Linked DNA regions of Homo sapiens: region 1 is linked to region 2. A link is an interaction called in ENCODE POLR2A ChIA-PET data of the cell type or tissue named here. Cell type or tissue: B cell. All regions are shown on one strand.

Region 1 (4,000 bases), 57 kb after region 2:
TTACCAATATTGATGAGTCTTTCTTAATGGGGGGACATTTCTCGGAGGATTTAAGTATAGGTTAAGTCGATTTAAGGCTTTAGGGGGAGAAGAAAACATTTCTCAATTATAAAGTATACAACTAGGAAGAAATTCTTATTTCTCATATTCTGTTTATTTAGCACTATCCATTCATTTAGCACATTTACTTGTATTGACACTACCATGCTTATGAAGCCGTGATGGCTAGGGAGTAATGAGCTTGTTTTGCTAGTGTTATCTTCTATAAATGTTCTAAATTAAGTAGTTGGGGAAGTGGTTAATGACAACCAAATTTGTAATCTAGGATTGTTACCCTCTAATCAATTCTTTTTAAATTTCTTCCTGACATTTATCTTGTTATAATAATAACTCTCTGACATTATTATTATAACAAAATTGTTGTATTTGTGTTTTGGGGATAAAAGGCATATTTTAGCATCCTATAGTTTAAAATGGTGTTTGTTTTAATCTGGGTGATAAGATGGAAATGCTGACCTGGGCTTGCCTGATCTACAGCTAACATTGTTCTAATAAACTGCATGGAGTCCAGGTGTTTTACTTTAACTGCAGCTGTACCATCTGTGGGAGCAGGTGGACAGATTCTGTGTCATCAGGAAAATACAGCTGGTGAGACTAAGGAGAAGAGCTAATTGATTGCTTTTCCAGCTCTCTCCAGTCATATATACCTAAGCATAGCATTTACCTTGGCACAGGTGTTGCCTTTGGTCTGGATAGTAACAGCAAAATTGAACAAAAAAAGATGTAAATTTGAGCTGCGTGTGTGTGTGTGTGTGTGTGTGTTTCTTGGTTGGCATTGAGAAAGATAATTTAAGGGTTTTTTGTTTGTTTGTTTAGGTTTTATTTTTGTTTTTAGTTACTTGAAGATATTTCCAGCTCGTTAACTTCTCTGAGAGAGTTCCTTGTAAGGCTACTTATAAATAGTAGTATATATATATATAGTTTATGGCAGGGAAGATCTGGGAAGTAAGCAAAAAGAGCCTTTAGTTAGGCAACATAGAACAAAATAGAGGTCACAGGTTCCATGCACTGAAGAATGGAATTGAAATAGAGACTCCAGGGTCATAGACTCTTGGAAGGAAGACTAGAGTACATTCATGACCCTCACCCTTAATTACTTCACAGGTGAGAAAACCAAGAGCTACAGAAAATAAGTTATTCCTCAGTACCAGGGCCTGGTTCCTTGGAGAATTGGGTTAAAATTCAAAATAACCTTCTAAAAAATTCTTTCAGAAACGAGTAGTGAAAGCCAGTGGATCAAATTCAGTGATAGTTAACAGAGAAACAGCAGCATAGATAAGTAAGCCAATTTAATGTAGGGAGCAACCACTAGTGTACATGATCTCAGCTCATCTGGTACTACCAAGTAAAAATGAACCTGGGCCAGCCACAGTGACTCATGCCTGTACTCTCAGCGCTTTGGGAGGCCAAGGTGGGAGGATTGTTTGAGGCCAGGAATTTGAGACCATCCTGGTCAACATAGCAAGACCCTGTTTGTTTAAAAAAAAAAAATTAAAAAAATAAAAATTTAGCTGGGCTTCGTGATATGTGCCTGTAGTCCCAACCTACTTGGGAGGCTGAGGTGGGAGGATCATTTGAGCCCAGGAGTTCAAGGCTGCAGTGAGGCATGATTGCACCACTGCACTGCAGCCTAGGCAACTGAGTGAGACCCTGTCTCACAAAACTAATAAATAAGTAAATAAATAAAACAGAACCTGTATTATAGTGTTATTTTAGAAACAATTATACCATTGAGATGCATGAAGAGAGCTAGTAGTTTTGCCTATCATACTTAAGGTTTAACTTCTTCAGCTTAAGAGATATATGAGAGCAGCTTTTGAGAGGATTTAAAAGATCCCTAAAAAAAGAAAATCCAATGGAAAGGTTCAAAAACTTGTGTCTGATGAAGAGAAAATACAGAAGTTTGATAAGCCTTTAAGGATTGTTTTGTAGAAGTTGGCTAGTTGTATACTTATCCCTTTAGAACTAGACAGGAAGGGGCAAATTTACCTTAGCCATGGGGAATATAGATACGCATTGTAGATTCTGGGTATGAGCAGCAGCATTGCCACCTGGGAACTTGTTAAAAATGCAGAATCTGGGCTCTGGCCCAGACCTACTGAATTTGCATTTTAGTAAGATTTCCCAGGTGATTCATATGAACATTAAAATTTGAGACATATTGGGATAAATCATAGGCTTTATTTTTTATTTATTTATTTTTTTTTATATTTTGAGACAGTCTTGCTGTGTTGCCCAGGCTGGAGTGCAGTGGTGCAATCTTGGCTCACTGCAACCTCTGCCTCCTGGGTTCAAGCAGTTCTCCTGCCTCAGCCTCCCATATATGTTTGCAGCCTCCCTGAATTATAATTTAATTACAGAGTCTATCTTAATTAAATAATAAAGATCATTCTTATTTTTCAAAAGCATTTAAAAAAATGGGGTTCTTATCTAGATGAGAGAGGTTTTACTCCATAAGGATCACAGTCTAGTGATCCAATAAGCAAACAAACGTGTACTAAAACCCCAGGTGGGGATAAATACTTTGAAGAAAAATAAGCTAAGATTGGAGAGTCTTTCAGTTTAAGACCTAATTTATTCCCTATGTGTTGTGTTTTTTGTTTTGTTTTCTTTTTTTCCCAGGATGGAATTTCACCCTTGTCGCCCAGGCTGGAGTGCAGTGGCATGATCCTCACCGCAACCTCCGCCTCCCTGGTTCAAGCAATTCTCCTGCCTCAGCCTCCCGAGTAGCTGGGATTACAGGCATGCGCCACCACTCCCGGCTAATTTTGTATTTTTAGCAGAGACGGGGTTTCTCCATGTTGGTCAGACTGATCTCGAACTCCTGACCTGAGGTGATCCGCCCGCCTCGGCCTCCCAAAGTGCTGAGATTATAGGCATGAGCCACCACGCCCGGCCAGTGTGTTGTGCTTTTTTTTTAGTTTTTAATGGTTATCACTTGTAGGTAGGTTTTAGAGCAGACTTCAGTTTTTTGGGTTTTTTTGTCCCTCTTTTTTTGTTTTCTCGTTTTTTAGACTTCAGTTTTCAGGACAAAAATATGTACAGGTTTTAAAATTATTATTATTATTAAAAGAATTACCTTAACTCAGTGCCTGGCACATAGTTAACATTTAACTGGGAATGTTTCATAATAAATCTCAAGTAAGATCTTAAGAAAATCAACACTGATTGTTACCTGTCACAAGTCACGTGGGCTGAGATTTCTGGCTAGGCAGGAAAGAAAGAAAAGTTCAGTCTTTTGTTCTCTTTTTCATATTATTATGATTTTTGGATTCTGTGGATTCCAGAATCAGAGTTTGAACAGAGAAGTGGTTTCTACACTTTGTTGCATACCAGATGGGTATGGTTTTGGAATAATGAAGGGGCTTTCAGACTGTGGGTTCTTGAGTGATTTATGACATTTCTCCCGCTTTGTAGTTGTTTTTCTTGGAACTTGCCTAGATGGGCATGCCATGAACTTGCAAACGTTGTTCTCATTTTCAAATAAAATAATTTTGTTGCAATTTATTTTTAGGATTAAAAAAAAAATCCAGATGCTCACTTAAATACATAAGAAGACAAACCAGGATCAATCTTAATAGGAGAAAGGTATACATGTAGAGGGGAATTAACTTTATGCTTGCTATGCTAGAAATGAGCTGGTTGAGTTGCACTCAGGTAATAGTATGGTAAGGTATATTTTTTTGGTTAATTTGAAAAGAAAATGTATATATGTATGACTGCTATATATGTCAGAAAATGTGACAAATAGCTTTTTTTTGTTGTTGAGATGGAGCCTCACTGTGTTGCCCAGGCATGGAGTACAGTGGCACGATCTCAGCTCACTGCAACCCTTGCCTCCCGGGTTCAAGCAATTCTCCTGCCTCAGCCTCCCAAGTAGCTGGGCTTACAGGTGTGTGGCACCACGCCTGGCTAATTTTTGTATTTTTTAATAGAGAAG
Region 2 (4,000 bases):
GTCTGTAATCCCAGTACATGAGAGGCTGAGGCAGGAGAATCACTTGAACCCAGGAGGCGGAGGTTGCAGTGAGCCAAGATCGTGCCACTGCACTCCAGCCTGGGCAACACAGAGACTTCATCTTGAAAGGAAGAAGGAAGGAAAGCTGGGCACTATGGCTCATGCCTGTAATCCCAGCACTTTGGGAGGCCGAAGCAGGCAGATCACGAGGTCAGGAGATCGAGACCATCCCGGCTAACACGGTGAAACCTGTTTCTACTAAAAATACAAAAAATTAGCCAGGTGTGGTGGCAAGTACCTGTAGTCCCAGCTACATGGGAGGCTGAGGTAGGAGAATCACTTGAACCCGGGAGGCGGAGGTTACAGTGACCTGAGATCGTGCCACTGCACTCCAGCCTCGGCGACAGAGAGAGAGAGAGAGAGAAACAGAGAGAAAGAAAGGAAGGAAAGAAAGCGAGAGAGAGAGAGGGGGAGAGAGAGAGAGAGAGAGAGAGAGAGGAAGGAAGGAAGGAAGGAAGGAAGGAAGGAAGGAAGGAAGGAAAGAAGGAAGGAGAAAATCAAGGATGATGAGGTTTAGGACGCACGTACTGAGTCCTTACTATCTGCCAGATGCCTTCCTTGCATTATCTTTCCTCATCCTCAGGACTGTTCTCTATGATGAGGCCTCAGGGGGCTGCATTTCAGCTGGGGAAATTGAGAGCTTAGGTGATCTGCCCAAGGACTCACTCTCAGTAGCAGATCTGGATTAACGCAGGTAGGCCTGACTCCCAAGCCTAACCTCCTAACCATGAGGCTCTTCTGCAAGCATCCTCCACTCTAGGCCTCAGTTTCCCCATTCATAGCAGTCAGAGACTCTGTTGATGAGGGCTCACTGAGAGCCAGACACCAGTTTGCCACCTGGCCCATTGCACTTAATCCTATTACTGCATTTGAATCTATGACATGTTATAACCACGGGGCCATGCTGCCTTGGTTTTACCTGCTCACTCTCAAGTTGATGATAAGTGAGTTTCCAAGTCCAAGAGTCTCCAGGAACGTTGCAGACTTCCTCTACAAACAGGATCAGGAAGAGAAGATCTCAGCAGAAAGGCACCCCGGGGTGGGACAGGCCAGGGCTGAGAGTGATTGGGCAGCCACAGACTAGACTAGCCAAGCTGGTCAGGGTCAGGGTGGGGGTGCAGTATAGAGGATCCTTTGTCAGGGCAGAAGCTGCAAGCCTCCCCATCCCCACCATCTGGCTCCAGCTCCAGCCCAGTGATGCATGATGAGGAGAATGTTGGGGGGGTGTTGCTGAGGGCTGCCCACCTGCTCTGCCTCCTGGGATAAGCCAACCCGAGACCTCCCAGGCCCATCTGGCTAACACATCCCTAGGCCCTGACCACCCCTGGGACTCCTTTTGACAGACTGAAATTGGCCGGGAGTGTGGCCAGCCTGTCAGGGTCACAGGTCACCATTAATCTGCCAGAACAAGGGAGGGCAGGCGGGTGGGCAAGCAGCCGGTGTGGGCAAAGCCCTGGCAGTTCCTGCCGTCTGCTGTGGTGGCTGTGGAGAGAGGCTTTCCTCTTCTGGGAGGCAGGGAGATGGATTAGAAAGAATCTAGGACCCTAGGAAAATTGAAGATACTCACGTCTCACTACCCAGCAATTCCACTTCTAGGTGGGGCCCCAGTGAAACTCACCCCTGTGCACAAGGTGTCATTGAAGCATAGCATGTGATAGTGAAATACCAGAAGAAAAGTAAGCGCCCATCAATAGGGAACAGGATAAATATAAAAACTGAGACAATCATATTCAATGATTAAGGCTGAGAACTGAGGTCCTCTATGTCAACAAGATTTGACTGTTTCAAGAAATTCTTACCTGGAAAGATAAGACTGTAAACCAATAAATAGCCTCACCGTTTGCCTCAGGAAACTCTTGCAAACCAATTTTTTTTTTTTTTTTTGCAAGAAGTTGGTTCACCTTGGCAAATACTTCCCTTTTTCAGACAACACTTTACTCTTCAATGTATCAAGAGCTTCTTCTCAAATGGTGAGCACTCCTAAGCTCTTTTTTTTTTTTTTTTTTCAGACAGTCTCACTGTCACCCAGGCTGAAGTGCAGTGGTGCAATCTCAGCTCACTGCAACCTCCGCCTCCTGGGTTCAAGCCATTCTCCCGTCTCAGCCTCCCAAGTAGCTGGGATTACAGGCGCCCACCACCACGCCTGGCTAATTTTTGTATTTTTAGTAGAGATGGGGTTTCCCCATGTTGGTCAGGCTGGCCTCAAACTCCTGGCCCCAGGTGATCCACCCACCTCGGCCTCCCAAAGTGCTGGGATTATAGGTGTGAGCCACCACACCCGGCCACTTTTTTTTTTTAAGGGACAGCATCTTCCTTTGATGCCCAGGCTGGAGTGCAGTGGCATGGTCATAGCTCCCTGCAGCCTTGAACTCTTGGTCTCAAGCATTCCTCCCACCTCAGCCTCTCAAGTAGCTGGGACTTACAGGTGTGTGCCACCACACCTGGCTAATGTTTAAACTTTTTGTAGAGATGGGGTCTCACTATGTTGACCAGGCTCATGGGATGTTTTTGTTTTTGTTTTTGTTTTACTCTTGTTGCCCAGGCGGGAGTGCAATGGAACCATCTCGGTTCACTGTAAACTCCACCTCCTGGGTTCAAGCGATTCTCCTGCCACAGCCTCCAGAGTAGCTGAGGTTACAGGCATGCGCCACCACCCCCAGCAAATTTTTTAGTAGAGGCAGGGTTTCTCCATGTTGGTCAGGCTGGTCTTGAACTCCCGGCCTCAGGTGATCCGCTCACCTCAGCCCCCCAAAGTGCTGGGAATCCAGATATGAGCCACTGGTCCCAGCCACAAACAAATGGCATAATTTCTTTTTTTTTCTTTTTATTTTTTGACACGGAGTTTCGCTTTTTTGCCCAGGCTGGAGTGCAGTGCTGCGATCTCGGCTCACTGCAACCTCAGCCTCCTGGGTTCAAGCTATTCTCTTGCCTCAGCCACCCCCCGAGGAGCTGGGATTACAGGCATGTGCCACCACACCTGGCTAATTTTTGTATTTTTAGTAGAGAGGGGGTTTCACCGTGTTGGCCAGGCTGGTCTCGAACTCCTGACCTCAGATAATCCACCCATCTTGGCCTCCCAAAGTGCTGGAATTACAGGTGTGAGGCACCGCGCCCGGCCATGGGCTGTTTTTATAATAGCCATCCGATGGGTGTTTAAAGTGGGATTTAAAAAAAATACGGGCCAGATGTGGCTCACACCTTTAATCCCAGCACTTGAGGAGGCTGAGGCAGATGGATTACTTGAGCTCAGGAGTTCGAGACCAGCCTGGCCAACATGGCGAAACCCCATCTCTACTAAAAACACAAAAATTAGCCAGGCGTGGGGCAGGTGCCTGTAATCCCTGCTACTGGAGAGGCTGAGGCAAGAGAATCCCTTGAACCTGGGAGGCAGAGGTTGCAGTGAGCCAAGACTTCCTCTCAAAAAAAAAAAAAATACAGATGGGATGGGCCAGTGCAGTGGCTCACGCCTGTAATCCCAACACTTTGGGAGGCTGAGGTGAGCAGATCACTTGAGGTTAGGAGTTTGAGACCAGCCTGGCCAACATGGTGAAACCCCGTCTCTACTAAAAATACAAAATTAGCTGGGCATGGTAGCGTGCACCTGTAATCTCAGCTACTTGGGAGGTTGAGGTAGGAGAATCGCTTGAACTTGGGAGGCACAGGTTGGAGTGAGCCTAGATCACACCATTGCACTCCAGTCTGGGTGACAGAGCAAGACCATGTCTCAAAAAATAAAAAAATACAGATGGACCACGACTTACACCTATAATCCCAACACTTTAGGAGTCCGAAGCAGGCAGATGACCTGAGATCAGGAATTTGAGACCAGCCTGGGCAACATGGTGAAACCCCGTCTCTACTAAAAAGACAAAAAAGTAGCCTGGCCTAGTGGCGCATGCCTATAATCCCAGCTACTCAGAGGGCTGAGACAGTAGAATTG

What was found. Peaks named below come from ENCODE experiments on the same cell type or tissue, not always from the same donor. Only the 100,000 strongest peaks of a DNase experiment are listed, where the experiment ranks them.
Region 1: POLR2A ChIA-PET joins it to region 2 with 7 read pairs; 4 of 35 experiments call an interaction of 5 or more read pairs at or near these places.

What each region holds. Positions count from the first base shown.
Region 1 is chr20:33,521,026-33,525,025 of GRCh38, forward strand. All of the region lies in intron 1 of CBFA2T2 (CBFA2/RUNX1 partner transcriptional co-repressor 2), which reads left to right. Among named protein-coding and RNA genes, the nearest start is that of CBFA2T2, 33 kb to the left of the region's middle. In B cell, no CTCF peak of the experiment used is centred here; no DNase peak of the experiment used is centred here.
Region 2 is chr20:33,464,468-33,468,467 of GRCh38, forward strand. No RefSeq gene overlaps it. Among named protein-coding and RNA genes, the nearest start is that of SNTA1, 23 kb to the left of the region's middle. In B cell, no CTCF peak of the experiment used is centred here; a DNase peak (open chromatin) is centred at 1,854; H3K4me3 peaks cover 558 bases; H3K27ac peaks cover 1,552 bases.